Linked DNA regions of Homo sapiens: region 2 is linked to region 1. A link is a contact called in ENCODE Hi-C or POLR2A ChIA-PET data. All regions are on one chromosome and are shown on one strand. The core of a region is the stretch at or near the end of the contact, and the rest is flanking DNA. Distances in the headings are between cores, read along the strand shown.

Evidence for each region. Hi-C counts contacts between places; a loop is a spot of excess contacts on that map. ChIA-PET counts read pairs that join two places held with the same protein, here RNA polymerase II (POLR2A). Pooled maps may share reads with other maps.
Region 2: a loop to region 1 is called in a map of esophagus squamous epithelium, with 2.7 times the contacts of the local background. The contact joins two enhancer-like sites. A Hi-C loop is called at or near these places in 2 of 168 maps with a recorded cell type or tissue (GM23248 and esophagus squamous epithelium) and 1 of 50 pooled maps. POLR2A ChIA-PET finds 5 or more read pairs at or near these places in 2 of 52 experiments (MCF 10A and naive thymus-derived CD8-positive, alpha-beta T cell).

Annotation. Positions count from the first base shown.
Region 1 is chr19:44,573,382-44,579,018 of GRCh38, forward strand. No RefSeq gene overlaps it. Among named protein-coding and RNA genes, the nearest start is that of IGSF23, 37 kb to the right of the region's middle. RefSeq lists a silencer at 3,600-3,894 and an enhancer at 4,916-5,447. Within about 2 kb of position 2,055, at least 2 of the 41 ENCODE cell types and tissues checked have a DNase peak (open chromatin) inside an H3K27ac peak, as active enhancers do.
Region 2 is chr19:44,818,074-44,823,710 of GRCh38, forward strand. It overlaps BCAM (basal cell adhesion molecule (Lutheran blood group)), which reads left to right. Exons shown (of 15, transcript NM_005581.5): 9 at 449-564; 10 at 668-809; 11 at 983-1,119; 12 at 1,273-1,417; 13 at 1,509-1,653; 14 at 2,632-2,749; 15 at 2,843-3,348. The coding sequence ends at 2,848. Among named protein-coding and RNA genes, the nearest start is that of BCAM, 12 kb to the left of the region's middle. Within about 2 kb of position 2,883, at least 12 of the 41 ENCODE cell types and tissues checked have a DNase peak (open chromatin) inside an H3K27ac peak, as active enhancers do.

The DNA of each region.
Region 1 (5,637 bases), core at 805-3,304:
AGAGAAGAAGAGTCATTTGTTCAAGTCATACAGTTAGTAAATGACAGAGCCAGTTACGCTGCAAGTTACCCAGATTTCAAGGATAAGCGGTATGTAGTAAAAATACATCATGCTATGAGAATTAGAGATGTTCTTCTGAAGATCTGATGTTTCATCTGTGATCTAAAGGATGGGTCAGAATTAAGTAGACAAAGACAGTGAGGAAGAGTGTAATGACTGGAGCTCCAGCAGCCATTCTGAATGACGAACTGACTTAAGGAAGGAAGCTATGTCTGATATAATGGAACAGAAACATAGAAGGAGCTTGCGTGGAACAGGAATCAAAAGAAATTAAAGACTGTCTAAGCAAAAACTCAGTTGTATGTAAGAAAACCCAATTCCCCTTGAGGAAGAGAAACAGCTGGAGTCCTTTAAAATTAACTGCCTGTTTTTCTGTCTGTGGCTAGTGAGCCTTATCGCTCCCTTTCCCAGGCATTGTGAAGACTCTTTCTCTAGCTGTGCAGCTGCAAGGTCATTAGACAGATAATCTCAAGTCGTAAAACATATTATTCCTTGAAAAGTAAGAAATAATGTAATGCATGTCTTAACTGAATAACTGTTTTTAATTCTTGCTTCTGTAATACGCTTCCCCCTGCACAGAACTCCCCCCACCCCACGAAATGCTTAAAAGGTAGCTTGACTCTTTGTTCGGGGCTCAGTCCTTTGGATGTTAATCTGACTGGGTCGGTGCACCTAAATAATTAAATAATTCCTCCTCAACCCCTTGGTCCCTCTGATTCCTTAATTATCCCACAGCATGGGTACCTGGTGACCATGAAGTCACCAGACCACACTGAGATGTCTGTATCAGTTACTTATCACCATGTAACAAACCTCTCTAAAACCTAGGAACTTCGAGAGACAGACAAAAATGCACAAGACTTGTTGTGGCCTGGGCTCAGGACTGCCACTTTATTATTTCTACCTCATTGTTTTGGTCAAAGCAAGTCATGAGGTCAACCAAGATTCAAGGGTACAGGAAAACAGGCTCCACCTGTTTGTGGGAGAAGCTGTAAAGTCACATTACAAGGTGCTTCGATACAGAGAGTAGAGAATCGGAGCCGTGTCTGTGATCAACCAACCACAACTTATTTTACATGAGAGAGAACTACACTCCTTTATTAACTAAACCACTGTTATTTGAGTTTCTATTTTATGCAGCTGAACCAAATCCCCACCTGACATAAAGAGTGTTGCAAATGGAGAGAAGAGTGTAAGCAAAGGCCCGGTGGTGGGAGGCTCATGACACTTCAAATCACTGAAATAAGTGAGGGGGTGGATTTCGGGGTGAGAAGATAAAGTCAGGCAACTGCTGCCCACCAGCACGGTGTTTCCTGCTCTTCCCAAGAGAGACTCACACATTTGACAACAGTTGTTACCCACGCATCAGGTGGGTTCAGACACTTGGCAGGTATCAACCCAATGACTGCAACCAAAGAGGATTTAGCATGGGGATTTTATTACTTGCAACAAGTAAAGAGCACACTAGGGATAGTTCCCAAAGCAGTAACCTCTCTGAGCTGGGGTGCCGCGGACCTATTGGACTGAACAAAGTGGGGCAAACATGGGAATAAAAGACAAGAGACAAAGAAGTATATTTGGAAGAAAGGGTCAGGGGGCACCTTGCCTCTAGTGGACAAGCGCCCTGAGCTTTACACGGCCCTCCATATTTATTAGGCAAAAGAGATAGTGAGAAAGTGGGGAGTGATTGTCGAGTAATTGTCAGTCGGGCGTTTGGTTCACAGCAGGCTTTCGAGATTGCATCCTTTGAGCAATAGGCGCTAATATTCTCAGTAGATAACTTCAAGGAGCCCGGAGCCCGGGAATGATGTCCCTCAGCAAACCTTTTGGTGGCAGGGCAGTGTGAGTTTGCCCACATCCTGCATTCATGATAAACAGTTTGTTATTTGATCATATAGCCTCCAGCGGAATGCTGAGTTGGTCACGATCCCTTTGGCCTTTTCGGCTCCCAACACTGGGGGCAGGGTCAGGATTTTTATAAGCATAGGGTAAGGAGGCATGATGTGATTGGATCTTGCAATGAGGTGATGCCAGGAGGCATGATCTGACTGGATCCTGCCATGATGGGGTGATGCCAGGGCTTGATCTGATTGGCTCCTGGATCCTGCCATGTTATGTCTGCTTCTTAATTCTGTCCCTGCTCCTTGGTCCAAATGCTTAGGTTCCCCTGTGGTTGCGTACTTGGTTCACCTGGGCATGCTCAGTTTATGTGACCTGAGGGTCCATGGCAACCTAAAAACAACTTACAACTTTGTTACATAAAAGTTGAACCAGATTGTACTGCTACATAATCACACTGTAACTCCTGGAGCAGGATCTGGTTCAACCTGCATTTATTAAACACATGATGGGTGGTGGATCTAATGCTGCAGGAGTTAGGGATGAAGGCGGGGTTCCAAGTGTTAAGAATTTCCTGGCCGGGCGCAGTGGCTCACGCCTGTAATTCCAGCACTTTGGGAGGTGGAGGCAGGCAGATCATGAGGTCAGGAGATCAAGACCATCCTGGCTAACACGGTGAAACCCTGTCTCTACTAAAAATACAAAAAATTCGCCGGGTGTGGTGGCACGGCACGCGCCTGTAGTCCCAGCTACTCAGGAGGCTGAGGCAGGAGAGTTACTTGAACCCAGGAGGTGGAGGTTGCAGTGAGCTGAGATTGTGCCACTGCACTCCAGCCTGGGCAACAGAGCAAGACTCCGTCTCAAAAGAAAAAAAGAATTTCCGGCTGGGCGTGGTGGCTCATGCCTGTAATCCCAGCACTTTGGGAGGCCGAGGTGGGCGGATCACGAGGTCAGGAGTTCGGAACCAATCTGACCAACATGGTGAAACCCCGTCTCTACTAAAAATACAAAAATTAGCCAGGCATGGTGGTGCATGCCTGTAATCCCAGCTACTCAGGAGGCTGAGGCAGCAGAATCGCTTGAATCCAGGAGGCGTAGGTTGCGGTAAGCCGAGATCGCGCCACTGCACTCCAGCCTGGGTGACAGAGCGAGACTCCGTCTCAAAAGAAAAAAAAAAAAAAAGATGATCATGATGGTTTAGGGGGTTGAATGGTGGCCCCCTAAAAAAAATATGTCCACCCAGGACCTGAGAATATGGCCTTATTTGGAAAGGGATCCTCGTGATGTAATTAAGTTAAAGATCTTGAGATGAAGTCATGCTGGATTGTCCAGCTATGCCCTAAATCCAATGACAAAGTGTTGTTATAAGAGAGAGAAGAGGAAGGCCGGGCAAGGTGGCTCATGCCTGTAATCCCAGCACTTTGGAAGGCAGAGATGGGCAGATCACCTGAGGTCAGGAGTTTGAGATCAGCCTGGCCAACATGGCAAAACCCTGTCTCTACTAAAAATACAAAAATTAGCCAGGCATGGTGGCAGGTGCCTGTAATCCCAGCTACTCGGGAGGCTGAGGCAGGAGAATCGCTTGAACCCAGGAGATGGAGGTTGCAGTGAACCGAGATTGCGCCACTGCACTCCAGCCTTGCAACAGAGTGAGACTCCATCTCAAAAAAAAAAAAAAAAAAGACAGAGAGAGAGAGAAGTGGAGAAGACACGGATACACAGATACACAGAGGATAAGGCCATGTGAACACTGGGGCAGGGACTGGACTGATGCAGCCATCAGCTGAATAACACCTGGGGCCACCAGAAGCTGGAAGTGTCAAGGGAGGTTCCTCCTAGAACCTGCAGAGGGAGCTCGGCCTATGCACACCTTGATTTCAACTTCTGCCCTCTGGAGCAGTGAGAGAATAAAATGCTGTTGTTTTAGGTTAACAAGTTTGTAGTATGAGGTTGGTACAAAAGTAATTGCAGATTTTGCCATTACTTTTGCACCAACCTAAATAATTTGCCAAAACCACCGCTGGAAACTAGTATGGATGGTAACAGAAACGTGTCTGTGGGACCAGATAGTGTAATAGGCTGTTCAGGAGGGGAGGTGATGAGCTTCCTGTCACTTCAGGGTTAAGGATGGGGACCTTCTCAGGAAGTCTTGTTTTCTAATTGAGATTTCTTCCCCATCAGAAGCATCTCAAACCTAAAAGACATTAGGAGTTGCCTCTGTTACATGTCGAATCCACAAACCAGTCTCTTCCCTTCTTACCTCCCCTCCTTCCCAACTGGTATCTTCCCTGCACACCCCTCCAGGCCCCTCTTCCTCAAACACCATTGTCCCCAGGACTTCAATGTCTACCCTCCCCTTGGAAACCTTTAGTAATATAAAATCACCAAAGCATCTTAAAACAATAATGCCCAGTGTGGGCAAGGATGTTCAGAAATGGGCACTCTCATGTACATTTCATGGCAGGCTACATTGCCACAATAATTTCGAAGGGCAATTTTATGCCATGTATCAAGAATTAAAATCTGACTTAGCTATTTTATTTTCAGGAATTCAGCCTGAGAAAATAACCTGTGATGTGCAAAATAAATTTATACACATGACCCTTCCTGATCTATCCATTGGCCCTGTCCCCAGTCCTGTCTTTTGCTGATCACTTGCTTGAACAGCACATGCCATTCAGATTAAATCCACATCATGGAGAATGTGCACTGTTTTTCTTTCCTCTGGGCTTTTTACATTTGTAAATTCCTGCCCTCCCCTTGCCAATTAACTCCTGCTCTTCCTTCCAGGATAAATTCAGATGTCACCTCCTCCAAGAAGCTTCTTGGCCTCCTGGGAGCAGATTGGGTACCTCCTCAGGGTCCCTAAGTGCCCTCCCTTATTGCTCAAAAGGCAATGCTATGGGGTGATTAACAGGGAAGATTCCAGAGCCAGTCTCTGATTCTAACACCTGCTTTACATGGCTATGTGACTCTGTGACTCTGGGCAATTTACCCACATCTCTGGCTATTCTCTCTCTCTCTCTCTCTCTCTCTCTCTCTCTCTCTCTCTCTCCTTCTCTCTCTCTCTCTCTCTGTCTTTTGAGACAGAGTCTCACTCTGTTGCCCAGGCTGGAGTGCAGTGGTGTGATCTCGGCTCACTGCAGCCTCCGCCCCCCAGGTTCAAGTGATTCTCGTGCCTCAGCCTACCAAGTAGCTGGAACTATGGGTGCACACCACCACACTCGGCTAATTTTTTGTATTCTTAGTAGAGACAAGGTTCACCATGTTGGCCAGACTAGTCTCGAACTCCTGACCTGAGGTGATCTGCCCACCTCAGCCTCCCAAAGTGCTGGGATTACAGGCTCGAGCCACCATACCTGGCCTGTTTTCTCTTAAACACTTATTAATCGTTTGCTGTGTGCCGGGAACTGTTCTGTGTGCTTTACAAATGGCAATTCATTGAACCTCCCAACAACCCTGTGAGGCAGGGGTTAGAGCTACCCATTTTGCAGATGAGGAGACTGAGGCCTTGAGAGTTTAAATGGCTTGTTGAAGTTCACACAGTGCAAATTGCAGAGCCAAATCTGAATCCATGGCATCGGCGACTATACGGTGCTGCCTCTGGGCCTCCATCCTCATCTGGAAAATGGGGCCCATAGTAACAGTGTCATATCGTTTGGATGTTTGTCCCCTCCAAATCTCATGTTGAAATGTGATCCCCAATGATGGATGTGGGCCTAGTGGGAGGTTTTTGGG
Region 2 (5,637 bases), core at 1,633-4,132, 250 kb after region 1:
CTTGAGGCCAGGAGTTTGAGACCCAGCCTGGCCAACATAGCAACACCTTGTCTCTATTCAAAAACAAAACTTTGCAGAAAAGATGTTTGGGGGTAACAGGGAGGTTACCCCACAGGTTGGGGTTTGAGCAAAAGGTTTGTGTGCTAAAGTCACAGAAGGGACACCTTCCACACCTAAGGTTATTCATTAACCTTGGGCTCAGATGTCAGCTCTGAAGAAAAGTAATTGACTTGGGCATGTCAATGTTGGGGTTAGACTGCTAGATTTTTGGTTGGAGAGCCTGGATGGGAGAATGGAGATTTCATGGAGATGGGGTAAACCAGGAGGATTACTTGCTGTTCTCTGCTTCCAACTGTCCATTCATGTTTGCACCCCCGACCGCCCCTGGAGAGCCCCTAATTGAGTGGGTGGCGGTCTGGGACGAGTGACAGACTGTCCCCCACTGCAGATCTGGACCCCCTGGAGCTCAGCGAGGGGAAGGTGCTTTCCTTACCTCTAAACAGCAGTGCAGTCGTGAACTGCTCCGTGCACGGCCTGCCCACCCCTGCCCTACGCTGGACCAAGGTGAGAGGGAGAGGAGCCCCCTCGGGCCCTGCACTCGCACCCTCCTCTCTCCCCTCACTCCTCGCCCTCTCACAGCGTCCTCCTCCTCCTCTGCCCTTCCCAGGACTCCACTCCCCTGGGCGATGGCCCCATGCTGTCGCTCAGTTCTATCACCTTCGATTCCAATGGCACCTACGTATGTGAGGCCTCCCTGCCCACAGTCCCGGTCCTCAGCCGCACCCAGAACTTCACGCTGCTGGTCCAAGGTTCAGGGGGCAGGGAGGGGGTGGGCTTGGATGGGGACAGTGTGGGGTGTGGGACCTGGACAAACAGGACGAGTTCCTGAGTCCCTGGCTGGGGACTCCATCTTCTGCTCGATGCCTCTCTTCTCTCTCTCTCTCCTCTCCCTTCACTTTCTTCCCATCCCCACCACCCACAGGCTCGCCAGAGCTAAAGACAGCGGAAATAGAGCCCAAGGCAGATGGCAGCTGGAGGGAAGGAGACGAAGTCACACTCATCTGCTCTGCCCGCGGCCATCCAGACCCCAAACTCAGCTGGAGCCAATTGGGGGGCAGCGTAAGGGACCTTCCTCTCCACCCTGAGCCCCCTCTCACTCATCCAAGTATCACACCCTCCTTTCCACTTCCTGGGAGACTGGACGTCGTTCACCTCTGCCCTTGACCCCACCCCTTGACCCCACCAGCCGGGGCCTGATCGGAGCCTCCATAGCCCGCAGAGCCAATCCCCGGACGGCAGGGTTGGGTGAGCAGCTCTCTGACCCTGAAAGTGACCAGCGCCCTGAGCCGCGATGGCATCTCCTGTGAAGCCTCCAACCCCCACGGGAACAAGCGCCATGTCTTCCACTTCGGCACCGGTGAGTGACTGAGGTGGTGGCAGAGGAGCCGGGTGTGGGGCAGACAGAGCCCACTGCCTGACCCACGCCTCTCTCCATCCTGTCCCTGCAGTGAGCCCCCAGACCTCCCAGGCTGGAGTGGCCGTCATGGCCGTGGCCGTCAGCGTGGGCCTCCTGCTCCTCGTCGTTGCTGTCTTCTACTGCGTGAGACGCAAAGGGGGCCCCTGCTGCCGCCAGCGGCGGGAGAAGGGGGCTCCGTGAGTGGCCTGCTATCTGCAATGACCACCATAGCTTAACCCCATCCCCACCCTCAACCCCAAGCTCAACCCATAACCTCAACCACATCTTATCCTCCACCCCACATCCCACCACATCCACCTCCATCCCCAACCCATCCTCATCCCCAACTACAGCCCCAAACCCAGCCCCAGACTAATCCACAGCCATCCCCAACTCATCCTCATCCCCAACTGCAGCCCCAAACCCAACCCAGGGCCATCCCCAAACCCATCCCCAAGCCAAACTCAACACCATCCCCTTCCCTAATCACCTCTCCTGCCCCTAGCTCAGCCTCATCCCCAACTCCATGCCTGTCTCCAATCCCAACCCTGCCCCCAATCTCCCCTCAACTCCAATCCATAACCCCCTTCAAACCATCCTCAACTAAGCTCCTCTCCAGCCCTGGCCACATCCCCATCCTCCCCCAACCTCCAGCCCCAACACCCATCATCCCCCTGAGCTCACCCTTAACTCCAATTTATCCTCCAAGCCTATCTCTCACCATCCAGCCCTCACCTAGCCATTTCCCAACCCTAGTCCTCCACCGTCCCGAAGCCAACTTCACCCATGTCCCCATCCCCAATCTTGTCCCCATTCCTGACTCCAAATCCAACCCCTAAGCCTCCCCAAGCTCCTCCTCATCTAACCTTGTCTCCAGCCCCAACCACATGGCCGTCCTCACCTCCAATCCGTAACCATCCCAGACCGATCCCAAAGCCAACTCCAGCTACATTCCCACCTCCAACCCCAATAGCATCTGCATCCCCATGCCCAACCCTAACCCCAGTGCCATTACCAGCCCCTACCCCATCCCTATGCCATCCCCACCCAGCACACCCCCATCCTCACCTCCATCCCCAGCCGCATCCTAGTCCCACCCACCCCCATCCTCAGTTCCTCCCCCTGCCGTGTGCACCTCCAACACGACGCCTCCGCCCGCTGCCTCCTCCCCCCAGGCCGCCAGGGGAGCCAGGGCTGAGCCACTCGGGGTCGGAGCAACCAGAGCAGACCGGCCTTCTCATGGGAGGTGCCTCCGGAGGAGCCAGGGGTGGCAGCGGGGGCTTCGGAGACGAGGTGGGTGAGGGCCTGGGCCCCCTGGTGAGAGGGACCTGCTGGGCAGTGGAGCACGCCCGTGGGCACAGGCTGACCTCTCCATCCGCTCCCCAGTGCTGAGCCAAGAACCTCCTAGAGGCTGTCCCTGGACCTGGAGCTGCAGGCATCAGAGAACCAGCCCTGCTCACGCCATGCCCGCCCCCGCCTTCCCTCTTCCCTCTTCCCTCTCCCTGCCCAGCCCTCCCTTCCTTCCTCTGCCGGCAAGGCAGGGACCCACAGTGGCTGCCTGCCTCCGGGAGGGAAGGAGAGGGAGGGTGGGTGGGTGGGAGGGGGCCTTCCTCCAGGGAATGTGACTCTCCCAGGCCCCAGAATAGCTCCTGGACCCAAGCCCAAGGCCCAGCCTGGGACAAGGCTCCGAGGGTCGGCTGGCCGGAGCTATTTTTACCTCCCGCCTCCCCTGCTGGTCCCCCCACCTGACGTCTTGCTGCAGAGTCTGACACTGGATTCCCCCCCCTCACCCCGCCCCTGGTCCCACTCCTGCCCCCGCCCTACCTCCGCCCCACCCCATCATCTGTGGACACTGGAGTCTGGAATAAATGCTGTTTGTCACATCAACACCATCCTGTGGCCAGAGCTTCCTCTGGGAGTAGGGAGGGGAAGGGCGATGCAGGTGATTCCCTGCTCTCAGCTGCCCCCCCATCCGCCCCCTTGCAAGACCTCAGAAGACGCCTGATGTCATGGAGAAAGAAATGAGACAGGGCTGGGCGCCGTGGTTCATTCTTGTAATCCCAGTGGTGGTGGCTCACGCCCGTAATCCCAGCACTTTAAGAGGCTGACACTGGAGGGTGGCTTCAGGCCAGGAGTTCAAGACCAGCCTGGGCAACATATGGAGACCCCATCGCTACAAATAATAATACTAATAATACAGAAATTAGCCAGGTGTGCCTATAGTCCCAGCTATTCAGGAGGCTAAGGTGGGAGGATTCCTTGAGCCCAGGAATACGAGGTTACAGTGAGCTATGATCACGCCATTGCACTCCAGCCTGGGTGACAAAGCGAGACTTCATCTCTAAAAAAAAAGAAGAAAACAAAAAGAGGCCAAGCTCAGTGGCTCAAACCTGTAATCCCAGCACTTTGGGAGACCAAGGCAGGGGGATCACTTTAGGTCAGGAGTTTGAGACCAGCCTGGCCAACATGGTGAAACCCCATCTCTACTAAAAATACAAAAAATTAGCCAGGCATGGTGGCGCGAGCCTGTAATCCCAGCTACGTGGGAAACTGAGGAGGAGAAAATCTTGAACCCAGGAGGCAGAGGTTGCAGTGAGCCGATATCGCACCACTGCACTCCAGCCTGGGCGACAGAGCGAGACACTCCGTGAAAAGAAAAGAAAAAGAAATGACAGCATGAGAGCGAGTGAGCACGCAGAGGGCGACTTAGCTGGCCGGGGGTGGACGGAAAGATGCCAGGTCCCGAGGGTGCTGGGCTTGGCCCCCGAGGACCAGCGTCTGCCTGGAGATGGGTGCTGTCCCCTTAAGTAAAAGTTCCCAGTCTGTCTTGCCAGAGCCCCAGAGGGAATTGAAACTGGGCGAGGAAAAGCTCCCTCTTAGCTGTAGAGTCAATAGAATTAGGGATGGAGCCACCTCCTCTGGGGAGGAGTCCCTGGGGAAAGCGGGGAGCTTGGAGGAATCCAGAGAAAAGGGGGCCTGGGGCAGAGAGGACACACAGACATTACAAGGCCAAGAAAGAGGGACGTGAGAAAGGGATGGAAAGATTTAGGGGGAGGCAAGAGGGATGGGTTGGGAAGCTCCGAGAGAGCCCTGGAGTAAGAGACAAAAATAGATCTGGGGAGACAGACAAAAAGAGTAGTGGGCCAGGTCCAGTGGCTCATGCCTATAATCCCAGCACTTTGGGAGGCTGAGGCAGGAGGATCTCTTGAGGCCAGGGGTTTGAGACCAGCCTGATCAACATACCAAGACCCCATCTCTACAAAAAATAAAAAATTAGCCGGGCATGGTGGCACACGACTGCAGTCCTCAGCACAGGCAAGAGGATCACTTGAGGCCAGCAGTTCAAGACCAGCCTGGGCAACATAGTGAGACCCCATCTCTACAAAAAAATAAAAAATTAGCTGGGCATGGTGGCAAACACCTGTGGTCCTGCACTTTGTGTGACCAAGGCAGGTGGTTCACTTGAGGCCAGTAGTTCAAGACCAGCCTGGGCAACACAGCAAGACCACATCTCTACATAATTTTTTAAAGAGAAATACAGAGAAAGAAGAACTGGAGTTAGAGAGATCATTGCAGTTGGAAAGGGAGAGAGGAAATGCAAGCAGCTGCCTAGAAGGACGGAGGAGGGTAGCGGGAGGTCAGCACGGGTGACTGGCTGGCGACCTCACCTCTCTGAGCCTTTCTTGTGCATCGAATGGGGATCAATTGCACTTTGGCCACGGCGGGCTGCTGTGAGGTGTCAGTGTGATCTTAGAGCCATGTGGGGTGATGGGGGCATTGCACTCACACACCACCCAGGGCCTCCTAGCATTGCCTTCTCAAATCTCAGGCACGCAGCTCCACTCTCTGCTCTCAGTCACCTCAGCCACAAAGTGGACAGAGTGGGATCTGTCACCATAGGAAATTATTCGGATGCCACAGAAGCCTCCTTCCTGGTAGGTAAACCAAGCAGCCTGCCCAGGCAGAAGAGCTCATGGGCCACGTTAAGGCGCTCAGATCCCATGGTTTATTGAATTCATTTAAAACAAACACAAGGTTATTGTTTGTTTTTCAACTGTGTGGTGGTAGGAAGTGCTCCTGACGGTTTTCCCATGGCAATAATTTACTCCTTGATTTCACCCACCACTACTGTGACAGCTTTCTCTCACTGATTCACCCAAAAGTGGGCTTTTCTTTGTCAT